Regions from separate parts of the Homo sapiens genome. Here region 1 is linked to region 2. The links are chromatin loops, found by intact Hi-C in ENCODE. Cell type or tissue: ovary. All regions are shown on one strand. Each heading gives the region's core, and the rest is flanking DNA. Links, peaks and the distances in the headings are about the cores only. Region 1 overlaps NCOR2 (nuclear receptor corepressor 2). Region 2 overlaps NCOR2 (nuclear receptor corepressor 2).

Evidence for each region. A loop is a pair of places that touch in the nucleus more often than their neighbours do. Peaks named below come from ENCODE experiments on the same cell type or tissue, not always from the same donor. Only the 100,000 strongest peaks of a DNase experiment are listed, where the experiment ranks them.
Region 1: a loop joins it to region 2, with 2.3 times the contacts of the local background. A loop is called at or near these places in 19 of 110 quality-filtered maps.

What each region holds. Positions count from the first base shown.
Region 1 is chr12:124,438,536-124,446,535 of GRCh38, reverse strand. The region is part of intron 9 of NCOR2 (nuclear receptor corepressor 2); the gene reads left to right. Among named protein-coding and RNA genes, the nearest start is that of MIR6880, 110 kb to the right of the region's middle. RefSeq lists enhancers at 5,635-6,355, 6,356-7,075, 7,950-8,000. In ovary, for the core only: no CTCF peak of the experiment used is centred there; no DNase peak of the experiment used is centred there; H3K27ac peaks cover 1,810 bases.
Region 2 is chr12:124,493,110-124,502,723 of GRCh38, reverse strand. It overlaps NCOR2 (nuclear receptor corepressor 2), which reads left to right. Exons shown (of 49, transcript NM_006312.6): 3 at 7,356-7,577. The coding sequence starts at 7,473. Among named protein-coding and RNA genes, the nearest start is that of NCOR2, 70 kb to the left of the region's middle. RefSeq lists enhancers at 6,032-6,161, 5,816-6,774, 6,775-7,734. In ovary, for the core only: no CTCF peak of the experiment used is centred there; no DNase peak of the experiment used is centred there; H3K27ac peaks cover 2,536 bases.

The sequences.
Region 1 (8,000 bases), core at 1-8,000, 55 kb after region 2:
AGGTGCAAAGGCCTTCCTGAGCTGGCAGGGGTCACAGAGAAGGCTGGCATGGCCCAAGGAGGTAGGCAAGGGAGAGGAGGGCACAGGCCAGGTCACGGGGGGCTGGTAAGGAGTTCCGGTTTTATTATCTGTTGGGATAATAATGATGAAGTTTATAATAGTGATGAAGTTTATCCCAGGAAGCAATGTGATCAGACTTTTGTTTTAAAAGTTCACTTTGGTGGCTGCAGGGAGGAAGGACCTGGGGGTAGGGGTGAGAATACCATGGGAAGGCCCCTGCAGGAGCTGCCGAGGTAGGTAGTGAGCACCCTGTCACTGGGAGGTTTGCAAGCTGAGGGTGCATAATGTTCAGGAAATCTGCAGTGCCCAGGAAGCTGCCCTTGGCAGCCTCTGCACCCTGCACTCCTTGCAGGCTCTGATGTTTTGTGACCGCTCATGCTAGACTGCAGAAACTGTCTCGTGTCCAGTGCTGGGACATGGGAAGGGAGGCCCCGTGCAGGCCCCGTCCCACCATGTGGCTGGACACAGGGACCTCAAGTGGGACCGCAGCTCGTCCTGGCTGTTTGACTAGCTGTGTGTCCCTGTGGGAAGTCACTTGCCCTCTAGGGCTCAGTTTCAGACGTGCTCACTAAGGTCAGTGCTCAGCACGTACAGCACATACTACTGGGTTTTTGGTTCTTCTTTCTTTTGTCTACAGAGACCCAGACTCATTCATTCGACAAATATTTACTGAGCATCTACTACACGCCAGGCACTGTTCTGGGCCTCTAGGAGATAGGAGTGAATGAGGCCTGACATTCTAGTAGGGGAGGCTGATAAGAATAAATACATTGTGATAAGTGACTGCCGCCATGGGACAATGAGATGATCCAGCCGGGGTCAGGTGGGGCTCCCAGCTTCCCCTGGAGCAGCCTCCCTGGCGCTCACGGCCTCCTCGCCCCCGCTGCTGTCATTGCTTCTAGGTGGGAGGTCGTTCCCTCCCCAGAGACCTTGCCCCGTCACTTTAATTTCTCTGCGTCTGCATGCTGGGGCCGCGGAGTGAAAGTTAATTTCACGCTTGACTTCCTGCCGCACAGACGATTTCGGACGCGTTGGAGTCGCCCGTAGCCGCCTCCGCCGCCCTCCCACCGCCACCTGCTTCGGGCGCTGCTGGTGTCCCCTGCTGCAGGAGGGAGCGCTCAGACCACCGGGGCGGGGCCGGGGCAGCCGCAGAGGGGCAGGAGATGGGGGCTCCATCGAGGGATGGGCCCCACCCTGGGCAGGATGCTCCAGGAATTCCCGGGAGTCTATGGAGCCCGCGTGGGATGTGGTGAAAGTGCGTGGGACCTGGGGATGAGCGGCAGATGGCGCTCAGGCACATTCTGCCTCTGCCTGCCCGGGGGTTGCCCTGGTTCACCGGCCCCCTCAGGCCTGGAAGCCGGTTTCTTCCGTTGCTCGTTTTTCTCTTTTCGCAGCCTGATTTCTTCCCTCCTGCTGCCTCATTTGGGGGTCGGCTGATGGGAACTGTCAGACCCGGGGCTGTGCAGGCGGAAAGGGGGATCAGTCAGAACCCAGGTTACTCTTAGCAGGTCTCTCTGGTCTTGTTCAGAGACATCAGATGACTCCCCCAGGGTCACACAGACAAATTCCTAGACCAGTCCTAACTGCACATCCAGCCAACTTCCTCTCCTGGGTCTCTACTCCAGGCCCTGCCCCTCCCTACCTGGGTGACCTTAGACAAGTCACATCACATTGTTTGGCACTGTCACAGCTTTTGGTTGGCGCTCAGTGATCAGGAGGTTCAGACCATCACCCCAACCCGCAGTCTCTTCCCAAGGTATCCGGGCCCTGCATATCTGCCTCCCTCTTCCTCTCCCCTGCAGCCGGGGTCAGGCTCTCCCTGAGCACCCCTTCTGCCCTCTCCAGATTCACTATTGCTGCCTCCCTCCCTAGAACCCAGGGCTCTGCTCATTTTCTTCTTCCCACCGCATTCCTCTGCTTCTCTCAGGCCTCAGCTCAAACCTCCCTTCCTCCAGGAAGCCTCCCCTGATTGCCCCCAAGCTTTCCTTTTCCAGTACCCCATAAACCCCAGGACCAGTCCCAGCTAGGGTCCAACCGGACTCCCCTGGAATACTCTCATAATTCCTGCCTCCTTATCCTGCCCTCCTATGTCCTGCTTCTCCTCTCCAGTGCCCTGGCAGATGGCAAGACTAGGTTTCCTTATAGGGTGTGTGTTTTTAAACCCTGACTTCTTTGCACCCCATGAGTGCCTCTACCAGCAAACTCATCACATGCTGCTTACCCCATGCCTCCAGAGCCCTCCTACAGACTGTGGTCCTTATGCTTGCCGGACAGAAGCTCAGCAGAAAAGATTTGTCTGCAGTAAGCTATTTGCATCTTCATTGCCTAAACACTGCTTGGAACAAAATAAACACTTAAAAAAACGTTTGCCAGAGGAATGTTGAACACGTGGGCATCATAAACCAGGAGTCCCCCAGGTGGCTGCCTCCAGGAGCGGGAAGGAAGGTTTGAGTGAGGAGGGCTGGTGTGAGGCAATAGGGAGTAGTAGGGGCTGAGGAACGGGGAGCTGGGCGACCTTTGAAAGGAGCAGCCAAGCCTCAGTTTCCCAGCCTGTGGCCATGAAGGGGTGTGGCCCGATGGCCTGATGTTTTCAAGAGAAGCTTTAGGTTTGGCTTTTTGTGTAACAGCCTCTGGTTTTCAGTGCTGGCAATGAATTTAGGATTTTAGAAAGCACCAGCCGGGTGCGGTGGCTCACACCTGTAATCCCAGCACTTTGGGAGGCTGAGGCAGGCAGATCATGAGGTCAGGAGTTTGAGATCAGCCTGGCCAATATAGTGAAACCCCGTCTCTACTAAAAATACGAAAATTAGCTGGGCGTAGTGGCACGTGCCTATAGCCCCAGTTACTTGGGAGGCTGAGGCAGGACAATCACTTGAACCCGGGAGGCAGAGGTTGCAGTGAGCCGAGATTGCGCCACTGCACTCCAGCCTAGGTGACAGAGCAAGAGACTCCATCTCAAAAAAATAAAAAATAAAAAATAAATAAATAAAGCACCACAGCCCAACACAACACCCTCAGAGGCTGTCTCTGGCCTGTGCACTGTGCAGTTTGCACCCTGCGGACTTGACATGTGTTTGCAGACTTGACGTGTCCTCTTGCGTGGTACGTGGATGTCTCTGGGTGGCAGGCAGTGTCCTTGCTTTGGGAGGAAACCTGGATCAGCCAGGGTGGATTCACACCCTCAGTTGCTGCCCATCGGTGGCAAACAGACGGCTGCATGCACATCACCACCACCCCGAGGCCTCATGCTCACCGAGTCGTTTTCCAGCTGCAGTGACAGCACCGCGGTTTGTGGAAGATCACACGCCGGACTAGCTTCTCAGCGCTGCCTTAACACTCGGCCGTGAACCGGGCAGCTGAAAATGGCAGGAACTTTCTTCTCTCACAGTACTGGAGGCCAGCAGTTGGAAATCAAGGTGCTGCAGGACCACATTCTCTAGAAGGCTCTGGGGGAGGCTGCTTCCTTGCCGGTTCCAGCTCCTGGCGGCTGCCGGCCTCCTTGGCGTTCCTTGGCTGGGAGATGCGTCACTCCCGTCTTTTGTATTCGTGTGGTGTTCTTCCCGTGTCTGTTCGCGTCATCTCCCCTCCGTGTGTGTCTGTCTTTTTGTCCAAATTTCCCCTTTTCATAAGTCATTGGATTAGGGCCCACCCCAGTAACCTCATTCTAACTTGCTTCTCGCTCTAAAGACTCTGTTTCCAAATGAGGTCATGTTTTGAGGTGCTGGGGCTTAGGACTTTACACATATCAGTTTTTTTGTAGTTGGGGTTGGGGGTGACATTCCCACCTGTACTAGGCAGTGTACCACCTGCAAACCCCAAAGTCAATTTTGTATGGTCTTCACCACGGTGTTTCAAAGTGGATTCTATCTCTCTTCTTTTGTGAGAAGGTGGAACTATTTATTTTGAAGTAACTAGATTGTACGTTGTGCAACAGAAGAGTTGCAAATACGCTCCACAGAGTTCCCCCACACACGTCACCTGGCACCCCTCATGTGGACAGCTTATATAACAGCAGAGAAACACTTACCACAACTAGGGCCTGCCATGGTGGCCCACGCCTGTCATCCCAGCACTTTGGGAGGCCAAGGTGGGAGGATCACTTGAGGCTAGGAGTTGGAGACGAGCTGGGCAACAAAGCAAGACCTCATCTCTACCAAAAAATAAATTAGCCAAGTATGGTGGCATGTACCTGTAGTTCCAGCTACTCAGGAGGCTGAGGCAGGAGGATTGCTTGAGCCCAGGAGTTCAAGGATGCAGTGAGCCATGATCGAGCCACTGCACTCCCGCCTGGGAGACAGAGTAAGACCCTGTCTCTAAAAACAAAAATCAAAACAAAACAAAACAAAATACTAAGAAAGAAATAGTGGCACATGACCCTCTGCTAAACTACCAGCTGTCTTTGCATTTTCACCCGTCTCTCCGCCAACGTCTGTTTTCTGGTCCAGGATCTGATTCAGGTTCTCACGTGACATTTGTGCTCGTGTCTCTTTAGTCTCCAGCCCGTGACGGCTTCTCAGCCTTGCCTTGTTTTTCACCACCCCAGCACTTTTGAAGATCACTGGTCATGGCTTTCTTTGACAGGTGTTTCCTCCTGGTAAGACTGGGATGGTGGGTTTTGGGGAAGACCAGAGAGAGGTAAGGGGGCTGCGTGATGCCCACATGATAGGGGGCTCTGCCCTAGGTCTCCGCTGTCGCCTTAGAGTTATCCCTCCTTTGCTCTGTTCTTTACTAGGGAGTCACCAAGTCCCACCCATCTTCCAGGGCAGGGGAGTTAAGCTCCGCCTCCTGGAGGGAGGAATATAGATTTGTGGAGCCACCGCCATGATTCATACATACTTGCGGGGAGATTCTTTGAGACTGTGCAAATTTCCTGTTGCTCCTTAAAATTTTGCCAACCAATTTAGCATTCATCCCCGGATCTTGCCAGCGGTGGTTGGGTTATTACTGCGTTCTAATGACGATTTTCTGTTTCCCTCCTCTCTTGGACATTTATTCATTGGAACTCTAGAAGAAAGATCTGTCCCTTCTCCTCCATGTATTGATGTATTGAATCATTTGTTTGTAATCACATGGACTCGTGGGGATTTGTTTTATTCCTGGGACGCTAATCTAGTCCCAGGGTTATTTCTGTTGTCACTCACATTGTTCCAGCTCTGGCAGCCGGAAACCTTCAGGCTGGGTTCTGTGTCCTTTTGACTTTTGTTTTCTTTTGTTTTTGGCAATTCTTGACTTAAAGTCACTCTGGGCTCTTCTTGCATACTTCCTGGCCGAGCGCTGGAATCAGCCATGGCCCGGGCAGCGCGGTTTCTGGGATTGGAGGATGGTCTTTGCTGAGATATGGGTGCTGCTGTGCTCATGGCGCCTGGGCCTTCACTGCTTCTAGGCCTTCACAGCTGTCTTTTGCATAAAAGACCAAACCCTTTGCCATGTCGAAACTCACAGGACCCTGCAGGACTGGCCCTGCCAGTCTTGCTCACAGCCCCTCCTCCGTCCTCTCTGCCCCTCCCCAGCACTGTCCAGCCACAGGGCCTTCCTCTGTCTGTGCTTCCGATACACAGAGTTTGTTCCTGTCTCCTGCGGTGCCCTCCAGCTGGAGTTCCCTTCCTTCTGGATCTTCCCAGAGCCGGGTCCTTCTGATGACGTAGATCCCAGCTCAAGGCCATCCTCTCTGGGAGATCTTTCTGCACCACGGAATCTAAAATAGCCCCTCACACCCCGTCCCCCAGCACCCACTAGCCCACCATTCCATTTAAGTTCCCAAATCCAGGATTATCTTGGTCATCTTGCTTATTGTCAGTGTCACCTCTGTGAGAGCCCTCAACTGTGTCTTGCTCCCTGCTGTGTCCCCAGCACCTGGAACAGTGCCTGGCACATAGTAGATGCTCAGTAAACAGTTATTGAATAACAGAAGATGAGGCTGCGATGCCATAGATTTCAGATGAGGAAACTGAGGGCTTCTGAGGTGTGCTCAGAGACACCCTGTTATGAGATGAAGGGTGCTGGTCCTAGCCTGTGGGACTGAGGACCCCCATGGCCCACCCTGGCCGGGGGGCGGCGGCCAGACTGATGGAAGGTGGGGAGGCCCTGGCCAAGTCACCACCAGAATGACCCGGGGACTGAGGTGGATTCCAGGCCCTTGAGCCCCATGAGGCTTCACTCGTCCGTCAGAGCCTGGGGTTCCCTCCTTTTCCTGTTTCCAATGGGGCTGGGGTCCCGGGGGCTGGACATAGCGTGGCTCCCAGTCAGTAGCTTTGGAACTTTTGAGGGGGTTTGGACACTGCTGAGAATATGAAAAAGTTGGGGATCCCCTCCCCAGAAAAGCGGGTGCCACTGAATGCCGCGGATTGGGGACAGACAGCAAGTTAAGGTGCACAGCAGGCTCCTGAGGTCGCTGTGGCCCCCCAGGCCCTGGGAGGCCAGCTGCAGCACCCTGCTTTGTGTGTTGGAGACCGTGGGGAGGGGCCTGGGAAGAGAAGAGGACGGTCCTGGGGTCTCGGTGCAGCAGTGGGTGGGGGTGTCTTCCAGCCCTCATGGCGTGGGCTCCAGAACCTCCCGCCTCTACTCTCCAGGGCTCCCTCCCTTTGCCTGTCTCAGGGTCCCTGTCCCCTTTCTTCGGGTCTTGTCTCTTTCCCTCTCCCCACTTCTCTCTCTTTCCCTCTCCTAGTTTCATCTTCCTCTGAGTCTCTGTCCCCTTCCTTTGGATCTTGTCTCTCTGTGACTGCCTCTCTCTCTCTCTCTGATCCTCTCTTTCTCATCTCTCTCACTCCAGTCTCACCTCTCAGTCTCATCTCCTGTCCATCTCCAGGTCTCTGTCCTTTCTTGGATCTCATCTGTCTATCTATCTCCGTCTCTGTGTCTCCCCTTCTCCCAGTCTCTGTCTCTTTCTCACCTCTGTCTCCCTGTCTGTCTCCCTCTCTCTGGGTCCCTGTTTCCCTCTCTGGGTCTCTGTCTCCGTCTCTCTCTCTCTGGGTCTCTGTTTCCCTCTTTCTCTGGGTCTCTGTCTCCCTCTCTCTGGGTCCCTGTTTCCCTCTCTGGGTCTCTGTCTCTCTCTCTCTCTCTCTGGGTCTCTGTCTCCCTCTGTCTCTGGGTCTCTGTCTCCCTCTGTCTCCGGGTCTCTGTCTCCCTCTCTCTCTGGGTCTCTGTCTCTCCCTCTGTCTCTGGGTCTCTGTCTCTCTCTCTCTGGGTCTCTCTCTCCCTCTGTCTCAGGGTCTCCATCTCTCTCTCTCTGGGTCTCTGTCTCCCTCTGTCTCTGGGTCTCTGTCTCCCTCTGTCTCTGGGTCTCCGTCTCTCTCTCTCTGGGTCTCTGTTTCCCTCTCTCTGGGTTTCTGTCTCCCTCTGTCTCTGGGTCTCTGTCTCTGGGTCTCTGTCTCTCCCTCTGTCTCTGGGTCTCTGTTTCTCTCTCTGGGTCTCTGTCTCCCTCTGTCTCAGGGTCTCCATCTCTCTCTCTCTGGGTCTCTGTCTCCCTCTGTCTCAGGGTCTCCATCTCTCTCTCTCTGGGTCTCTGTCTCCCTCTGTCTCTGGGTCTCTCTCTCCCTCTGTCTCTGGGTCTCCGTCTCTCTCTCTCTGGGTCTCTGTCTCCCTCTCTCTGGGTCTCTGTCTTCCTCTGTCTCTGGGTCTCTGTCTCCCTCTGTCTCTGGGTCTCTGTCTCCCTCTCTCTGGGTCTCCGTCTCTCTCTCTCTCTCTCTCTCTCTCTCTCTGTCTCTCTGGGTCTCTGTCTCTCTCTCTCTCTCTGGTTCTCTGTTTCCCTGTCTCTCTGGGTCTCTGTCTCCCTCTCTTTCTGGGTCTCTGTCTCCCTCTCTCTCTCTGAAACTCCCGTCTCCCAGGACGTGCCTCCTTCTCTTGGAGCCTGCAGTGGTGTGTGTAACCTGCTTGGTTGAGACCCCATGGGCCCTGCCCTGAAGTCTGAGACCGCCCCCGCCCGGGGGTTTCCTGAAGTCCAT
Region 2 (9,614 bases), core at 1,615-9,614:
GTTTAAAGTGCACCAGCTGTGTCCTTCCTAGCTCCCTTGCAGTGAACACCCCAGCTTTCTGGCTATAGCCAGAAAGAGTGACCTCACATGCCTTCGCTCACCCCACTCTCCCCATCCAGGCCTCCCTGCTGTCCTCACACACCAGGCTCGGTCCTGCCTCTGGGCCTTTGCACCTGCTGTGCCTGCTGTGTAGACTCCCTCCTCTCCCCGGCGCCTTTGCATAAAAGGCACCTCTGGTGACGCACCCCTGACTGCCCACTTTCAAAATGTACCCCCATTCCCTGCCTGCCGCCTCCTGGTTCTGTTTTTCTCCATCGTGCTAACACCTTCTGCCATCCTCTTACTCCCGTCTCACCTGCTGGAATGGCAGCTTCACGAGGTGGGGGATTTGGGATCAGTAATTCACTGCTGTATCCCCAGCACCTTTCACACAGTAGGTGCTTAACAAATCGTGGTAGACAGAGTGAGCCACCAGGCCGGGCAGCAGGAGCTCTCTCTTCACCCCCTTCCTCATTGGCTGTGGGGGCCCCTCTGGACTGGGCTGGGCGAGGTGCACCCTTGCCACGTCCCACCGGCTTTCCGCATCTCAGGACTCACTCCAGAGCTGGATTCCTGAGCATCCGTTCTGCGCCAGGAGTCCTGCTGAAGGTGGCCATCAGATACTTGGCCAGTTCCCCAGTTTTTACTGCACGCCAGAAAGTAAACACCCAAGGTGTCAACAGCTCGACCCGTGGAGCTGGCGCTCCGCAGCGTCTTGTGCGCACATCCCAGAACTGCTGTCCCAGAGTTCCCCCCGGGCCGGCTTCTCCTCGGGCCAGACTGGCTGCAGTGGTTTTGTTTAGTAAATATTTATTAGATGCCTACTGTGTGCTGGGCTCTGGGGATACAGCAGTGAACAAAACAAGTATTTCTGGAGCACCTCCTGAAGTAGGTAGTGTTCTCCCTTAAGGTACGTCTGCGTGGAACCTGGGAGTGCGGCCTTGTTTGGAAAGGGTTTTTGCAGATCACATTAGTTAAGATGAGGTCACAACCGGATAGGGGAGGGCCCCAAATCCAATATGACGGGTGCCCTTAGAAGAAGGGGAGACACAGAGACAGGAGATGCAGTGGAAAGGCTGCGTGGAGATAGAGGCAGAGGATGGCACGATGCATCTACAAGCCAGGGAACACCGGGGGTTGCCGGGGCCACCAGAGCTGGAGGAGTGAGGAAGTAGGAAGGGCCTCCCCCAGAGCCCCCAGAGGCCGTGGGGCCCTGATGACAGCTGGATATGGACTCGAGGCCTCCAGAACAGTGAGACAATCCATTTCTGTTGCTTGAAGCCATGCAGTCTGTGGTGGGGCAGCCGAGGGCGCTAATACGCCTCGTGTGTGCCAGGTGCCGTGCCTCTCGGTGGCTGTCACACAATAGGTGCTTATTCCACAGTGAGTGGAACAAATACCTACTGAGCGGTGAGGGAGGCCGTATGTGGCTGAGCTGCAGGGCTCCTGGGGCCTGCCTGTCTTCGCAGGGCCAGGCTGGGACAGTGGAGGCACGGCCTGTGTTCCCGCCGTGGTTCCGCCCACCCCAGGGGGGCTTTGTGCCTTGGGCTTCTCAGAGTATCAGAGGGTTCTGTCGAGTGTGTGTGTGTGTGTGTGTGTGTGTGTGTGTGTGTGTGTGTGTGCGCGCGTGCGCGCGCGCTCGTGCCGTGGGCGCTCTCTGCCTGGCAGGTTGGTTTTTAATCCCGAGGCTCCCCCACCTGCCACAGGTTCTTCCAATGTCAGCACCCATTAGTTCCCAGAACATTTCAGGCACGTGCGGCGCAGAGCCCCGCGTGCCTTTCATCCTCCCCACAGCCCGCGGCTGAGCGCTCCGGGCACATCCTGTAGCTCCCACACCTCCACCAGCCCCCGCCTGCCCCTCACCCTGAGGCTGTAATTCCACCCTCCCCAGGTCTGAACCAGGCCGCTCAAGACACAGAAAATCTATGGAATGTGTCTCGGTGTGGCCTCATCCTGCCGGAGCTGGAGAGGAATGCAGGGGTGGGAGGCCCCATGGAAGCTTCCAGGGCCTCCCGGAAAGGCGCCTCTGCCCGGCCAGGTGGGAAGAGGACACAGGTGTGGTGGTTTCTGGCATCACTGCGTTGCTGGCATGCACCTCCGCTGGGCAGAGTCATTCAGTGTGCACCTACTGTGTGCCAGGCACCAGAAGGGGCTCTGGGTCCAGCAGGAGGCAAGGCGGACAGCCAGTCAGAGCTCACGGCCTGAGCTTTCCGCTGTGGATTTGGAAACCTTACCAAAGCCCGCAGTGGCCGGGAACAGGGAATGTGGCCCACTTGGCTTCTGCTGCTGCCTGGCAGAGTGCAGTGGGGGCGGGGGGCACTTGTGTGTTTGCTACCTCCTGGCAGGCATGGCCCAGGGACAGACCCCTGCAGCCGTGCATGGGGAGCCCCTCCACCTGCCTGCGTGGGATCTGCAGCCCTCCTCCAGCTGGTTCAGGGGCCAGCAGGGGCCCTGGGGCTGTGGTTGGTGGCTTGGATGTGCAGAGGCCTGCTTGGGCCCTTGGTGTCCCCGTTGGGTATCCCGGCCACCTGAGATCTACAAGTCCCTTGACCTCACCCAGGCACCGTCTTGTTCTCCTCGGAGGCCTGACCCTCCTGACTCTGCATGGCTGAGCACCTGCTGTTCCCCAGGCACCTCTCGGTATGCCACAGGCACAGGGTCCTCGCAGCGGGCCTGTGCAGCGGGACTCCTGCAGCGAGCTGTTTCCTCGGCCTGCAGAGTCAGCCTCCCTCCTGACTTTCATCCACCTGCCCATTTCCCCTTCTCTGTCGCTGTTGCCCTGATCCCCCAGTGTCCCCTCTCTTGGACATTTGCAGGAGCCTCCCCAGGTCTCCCTGATCCACTCTTGCTGTCCCCAGTGCCTGCTCGTAAAACACTGACCCTTTACTCTCCCCCGCAACCACCTTCTGTGGCTCCCCACTGCCCTGAGAACAAAATCCATCCTTACCCGGGCCCATGGGGCCCTGAATGACTCTGTCCCCACTTCCCCCCATATTCACTCAATGAATTTCTCAAACATAAACGGCACCTGTGCTCACCCCCAGGCCCTCGCTCACCCCTGGGCCTGTGCTCACCGCCTGGCGGGGGCTCACCCCCAAGCCTGCGCTCACCCCCCACCAGCTGGCGCTCACCTCCCTGCTCTTGCTCAGCGGCGCCTCCAGCTGGAGCACTCTCCATCCCCTCGCCTTCACCCTCTGGAAGTTCTTCTTCCTCGTATCTCCTGGCTCTCCCCAGGGCTGGGCAGAGCCCCTGGCCTGAGACCCTCCAGGGCCTGGACCCCGCTGGGTTCACAAGAAGTCCCCAGCACTAGCCCGGGGCTCAGCAGGGACCACAGTGTGTATGTAAATAAATGAATGCCGCCCACCCTTTCTGACCCCACCGCAGCCAGACGCAGCGGCGACATGGGGCGTTTGTGTCTGAATTCCCCCTCCAGCCCGGATCCATCCTCAGAACCTCCTTTGGCCAGGACCAGATCCTGGAGACCCTGGAGGGGCTCCCTCGTCCTCTCCTGCCCCCATCTTTGAGGAAATGATGTCATCATTTTTTTTGGCATTCACTTCCAAACCTGCTGATGAAAAGTCAAAGCTTATTTTTTTCCCTATTCGCAGTGCTGCACACCCGCCTCCTCTATCAAGTTTCAAAACCTTTGCATCACTGCCCTGTAAAACCCTGTAACCATTAGCAGGCCTCATTCCTGCCTCACCCTGCCCTCCTGGTAGCCACCAGTCTCCTTTCTGCCTCGTGGATGTGCCTGTTCTGGACATTTCATATCCGTGGAGTCAGGCAGTTCGTGGCCTTTTGTGTCTGGCCTCTTTGGTTCAGCATGACATTTTCTGGTTATGTGTGGTGTAGGACACAGCCGTCCTTCGTTCCTCTTTATGGCTGAGTAATACTCCATCGTAGGGATGGACTGGAATTTTTGCTGGGTCTGCCTTTTGGCTGCTGTAAATTCTGTTGCCATGAACATGCATACCGTGTTTTGTTTGAGTCCCTGTTTCCAGTTCTTTTGGGTGGATGCCTGGGAATGGAATTGGTGGGTCATATGGTTATTCTATGTTTAAATTTTTGAGGAACCGCCAAACCGTTTCCCTAACATTTGTTTTTTTTCGAGTTGGCAGGAAACGTGGCTCAGGTCGGGAGGGGTTGGAAACTGGGTTTCCTAAGCTCGTGGTGAGTGAGGGTGGCACGAGGTTACTGGAGTTGTTCCCTGTTCAGGCCCCACCGGCATGTGAGGCGCTGGGTGGGGGGCTGGTGGGGGAACCCCTTGGTAGGTGAGGGGCCGAGGTTCCAGCCCCATGCTCCGGGGTGGGCACTGTGTAAATCCCAGGCAGTGGAAAGCCAGCCAGCCAGCTGCGGGGCACTTTAGGACGGTGTCACCCTCCCTGGTCTCTGGTGCCCGTGTGCACCATGGTAAGCGTGTGCCAGGGGCCTGTCACCCCCAGGCAGCATCTCACTGGGCAAAGGAGGAAAGAAAAGCTGTGGGTAAATGAGACCTCTCGGCCACCTTGTGCAACTCAAAATCCAATAGCAATTTGGAAGTTGCCCGTGGTGCCCTTGAAAGAGGGGCAGACCTCGGGAACAGCACCCTGCAGAAGTGACGGCCTTATCTCCTCCGAGAGACCGGGAACTGTTTAGCACCTAGAGAGAAGGGAATAGAATTTGCTTTGCTGCATGAGATGACCAGGGTCTGCAGACTTTGAGCCGAGCTCTAGCAGGAAGAATTTTAGAACAGGGCTGGGTCCTGGTGGCCACAGCTGTTCTCTCTCCCAGGGCCAGACTCTTGTTTCTGGCTGCAGAACGGATGTCTCATTGCTCTTGGGGCCGGGCAGGGCTAGCTGTGCCTTGCCTCCCCATCATAGCGTCACTGGTGACTGGGCTGCAGCTGCATCATTGACAGTCCTGGTGACAGCAGTATTAGGCATTCTGGTTTGCTGAGCATTTACTGTGTGCTGGGAGCTGCTGAGTGCCTGCTGTCCGCCACCCGGCCTTTCCTGGGGTCCTTGCAGGAGGACTTAGGCAGTCGGAATATGCACAGACGTCTTCATGTGTGTGGGAGTGCGTTTGTGATTCCGATGCCTTCCTATTTATTCCACATAGTACTGGGTTTCTGTATACCTATGCTGATAATAAGCTTCTCTTGTATGTAAAGTTATGCCTAACTGAATGAAAGTGACAGGCCCGGGGCTAGACGGCTGTCGCCTGGGTAATCTCTATAAAAAAGTCCCTACGCGGGGGTGGCACATGAATGTCTGATGTTTAGGGAACACTGTGTGTTTGGAGGTTCAGAGAGGGCAAGTGACTTGCCCAAGGCCACGCAGCTTAGCGATGGTGGAGCGGGACGTGTTCCCATGTTCACGGGAATTGCGCCATACATCCTGTCTCGGGGCTGGGAAAGCCCACGCAGGCAGGACCGAGGTGGTGGTAGATGTGTCAGTCTTGGCTCCGGAATTCCTTGGCTTTTCTGTGTTTGAAGGATGGACAGCAGCCAGTTGAAGGGGTGGCCTCCTCTGTGACTCCTTCTTTCCCTGTGTGAGCCCGAATTCTTGGTGGCATGTGACAGAAACCCAGCTTGGGCTGCCAAAGACAAAACGTGCAGAAGGAGTGCCCTGGCTCCCCTAATGAAGTGAGCAGGCTTCGACCTGCCTCCAGCCACCATCGGACACAACCTGCTCTTACCGCCCTTTCGCCCTGCCTTCCTGCCGGTGGGCGTGGGTCTCAGGCAGGCTCCTGCTGCATGGTGGCCCCCAGAGCTCCAGGCTTTCATTCCCAGCTTAGATCCCCAGCAGAGAGCACCTTTCTCCTGGTTCCAGCAGCAAAAGTCTCAAGGCAGATTCTCATTGACTCCTATTGGGTCACAGGCTCATCCTTGAGACAGTCACTGGCCCAGAAGCATGCAGGACTCTGATTGGCCAGGACCGGGTCACATGACCATCCCTGGCACCTGGGGAGGGAGGGAGGGTCAAGTCTACACTAATGAGAGATGAGGTGGGGCCTGGGAGGCAGTCAGGGCCCCCAACCTTAACCTTCCTCCCAATGCCCCTCCACATTAGGCCTCCAAGGGCTTTCCTGCTTGGAGAAGGACGGTTACCCTCTTCAGGTTGGGGGAGGGGGTGTTCTGATGAAATTGCAGGGCTGGGTATGCTCTGTTTCCCCTCCTGACCCCTGACCTCGTGTGGTGCAGCCTCAGTCCTCCGCCACTGGAGGCCCACATCCAGGCGCTGGGTCCCGGTGCCAGGGTGCATTTCCCTCAGCTCTGGGGGGTGTGTGCAATTGTGGGGGTGCTGGAGAGGGCTTTGCATGAGGCAGGACCTGATGGACACACCTTTTCTGAGGGACTGGTTCAGGGAGAGTGTGGAGGGGGCCTTGGTCTGGGATGGGACCCTGTTGTAAGCCCAGCAGGTGGCGTGGAGCTGTGGCTGGCGGAGGAAGGGGAGAAGCCTTGTTGGGGGTGGGGGGTGCTTAGGGGTTTCCTGGCAAAGGCAGCTTCGGAGTAGGGGTCCCCGTGGCTCCCTTGCTGGGCCGTGTCTTCTCTGTGGGGCTGTTTTTCCATCTGTAAAGCTGCTAGCCCGCTTCGTGTTATTCCTCTGGCGTGGCCACGAGTAGATCCTCTCCCGTGGAAGGCTCCAGTATCTGCCCCAGGAGCCGTTTGGGGTACCTATCCCTAGGCTGCAGGGCCCGACTGGCTGTCATTCTGCCCTTGGCTCTTCCTGGTGTAGCCCTCCATGTCCTAATCCCACCTCCTAGTTTGCATCTGGCTAACCTCATATCAGTCCTGTCCCATGTCATGGTGTCAGCCTCCTGCACAGGGTCATAGCCTTGCCCAGGTCATGCTGTGGCCTGTGGCCCGTGGCCCGCCTGAGCTGGCCCTGGTCCCTGCTGCCCGGGACAGCGGTGTGTGATGTCCCTGCTGCCGGCCGCCCCTCCTGGGACAGGTGCTTTCTGGGAATTCTGCCCTGTGACTTAGAAACCCGGGGGCCATGGAGTGAAGTTGGATGGGCTTAGGGGGGCTGGGAGCCATCTGGGTGGTGGTGAGGGCAGCGCAGAGTCCCTGTGCCTGCCGGGTGAAGGCCTGGGTGGGGAGGAGGCCTCTGGTCCCTTGCGTGGCTTGCATGGCTCGGAGGGACCTTGAATGCCATGCCTGTCTCCTTGTGCTCCCGGAGAACAGGTGAGTGTGGCAGTGGATGGAGGAGGGTCCAGGCAGGCCCCTGGGTGCTCGCGTGTCCTCACGGGACCACAGGAACGACTCGGGGACCTGTGCACGGAGGAGCCAGCTGCCCCGTGGCTGATCTTGTTTTTCTTTTCTTGTTTTCCCGCAGGTGCCAGTGACGGGGTGGCCCGTGAGCTGATGACGAGGACTGGCTTTTAATCCTTGGTGGTGATTAAGAGAAAGCTTATTGGGGCCTGGGAGCAGCTCCCCGCCGACCCCCACCACCATGTCGGGATCCACACAGCCTGTGGCACAGACGTGGAGGGCCACTGAGCCCCGCTACCCGCCCCACAGCCTTTCCTACCCAGTGCAGATCGCCCGGACGCACACGGTAAGGGGGTGCACATGTGTGCGCCTGGGGCTACCTTTGAGACCCTTCTTCCATTCCACTGAGTCTTCACCCCTTCCTTTCTCCTGGGAGCCAGGCTCATGTGGCTCTGAGCCTCCCAGGGCAGAGGGGAGGCCGCCACAGAGACCCCTGGTGTCTGAAGCCTTTTCCAGAATATCTGATAAAATCTCTTTGCTCCCATTTTAAAGCTGGGAAGATGGAGGCTGGGGCCAGGCTGAGCTGGGGCTCTGCCCTCTCTGGACTGGTAGTGGGATTGGCACGCGAATGTGGAGCTCCTGCTGTATTCACTTTCCTGCAGCCTAGCCTCACCTCTGCTCCCCCGCTGCCGCAGTATTGGGTAGGATTGGGGTGGCTTCCAGGGGGCAAGGGGGCCGGATAGGTCACAGCTCCCCTTCCTTCCTGTCCTCCCGTTCCGTGTGTATTCACCTTGGTGCGGCTCGAGGCTCTGAGGTGAGGAGGCCCCACACAGGTTGCGTTTCTGCCTCCCTGACATGAGGGTCCAGGGTGCTGGCTGTGTCTTTGGGGAGCCCGCCCTGTGGCCAGGGCAGATGGCTTGCCCTGGGAGCAGGTGGGCCTCGCTGCCTGCCCACATGTGTGCCCTGGTCGGGTCTCCTAAGCCGCACCCCACCCCACCCCACTTCCCAGCGGGGGCCCCATTTCCTGCCTCTTCTCTCACTGCATGGTGTGGCCAGGACAACGGGCCTTGGTTTCGCTCCTTTGGCATTTATGGGGTGCTTGCTGTATACCATGTCTCTGGGTGTTTGCCAAGCGGCTTTCAGAGTTGTGGGCCTCCCCCTTGTGACCTCCTGGCTGCTGAGTGAGGGGATGTGAGGCCTGGAGGTCACAGCTGGAGTGAAGCTGACCCTGCCGGCCACCGTGGGGGTGCGTGTGTGCGTGTGTGTGTGTGTCTGTCCTGCCTGGCTGGTGTGGTCCCCTCTTGTGAGAACCAGAAAGGAAGCTGTGTGGGAGGACGTTTCCATCAGTGAGCAGAAGGTTTTGCATATAAGCTCACTGGCCCTGCCTGGGGGAGTCCCTGACACAGTGGCCTCCTGTAGGTTGGGCCCCTGGGGCGCTTTGCAGAGTCAGCTGTCCTCAGTGGGTGCGTTGTGGATCCCTCTTAGGACGGCAGTTCCCTGGGCAGAGTCATTGCATTCTCCTGGGCGGCCCTGTGAAAGAGCAGCTCACGCTCTCATCCCACTTCGCAGATGAGGAGACTGAGGCCCAAGAGGTTAAATCACAGGCCTCAGGTGCGATTGCCCTAAGTGGGGAGGCTGCCACAGCATCGGGGCTCCAAGCTTCTGTGTCCCCCCACTCCCCCGTGCCTCTATTTATTGAGCACCTACTGCGTGCCTGGGGCTAAGGAATAGACTCCCAGTGGGAAATGATTTTATATTTTGTCATCATTGTCTTTATCTGTCACCACCACCAACAAAAAGAAGAGCTCTTGTTAACTGAGCACCTACTATGGGTCAAATGTTGTTCAAAGCCCTGAGTGTATATGGTTGTGTGCATTCCCCTGATCACCCCAGAGTGGGACTATCATGCTCTGTATTTTGTCAATGGGAAAATATTTCACAGGGTAGGAAACTGGACAAGTTACGTAACCTCTCTGAGCCTCAGTTTTGTCACCCATAAAGTGGGGGTACTGAGAGTACCTGTCTCCTAGATTCTCACGAGGGGTAAAGGGGATATGCCGAATGTTCTTAAGATGGCGCCTGGCTCAGGGCCAGCCCGCTCTGTCCGTTTGCTGCTGCCGTTCCTTGGTCTTGTTGCTGTACCTGCAGCTGCCCAGAGGGGAACCTGCCTGCCCTGGGGGTGCTGCTGGCTTCTGGTTTCTTGTCCTGTCCTGTGGAGGTTCCCACTCTTCTCAACCGCCCTCACCCGGCTCCTAGCCTTGGGGAGTCCTCAGGCTGCTGTGGCCTCTGCTCTCCCACCCCTCCTGCCCTTTGCCCCAACTGGGCCCTCGGGGTCACTGGCTGACCCTAGACACCTCCCATTCTTCTCCTGCTGGGCCGTCAG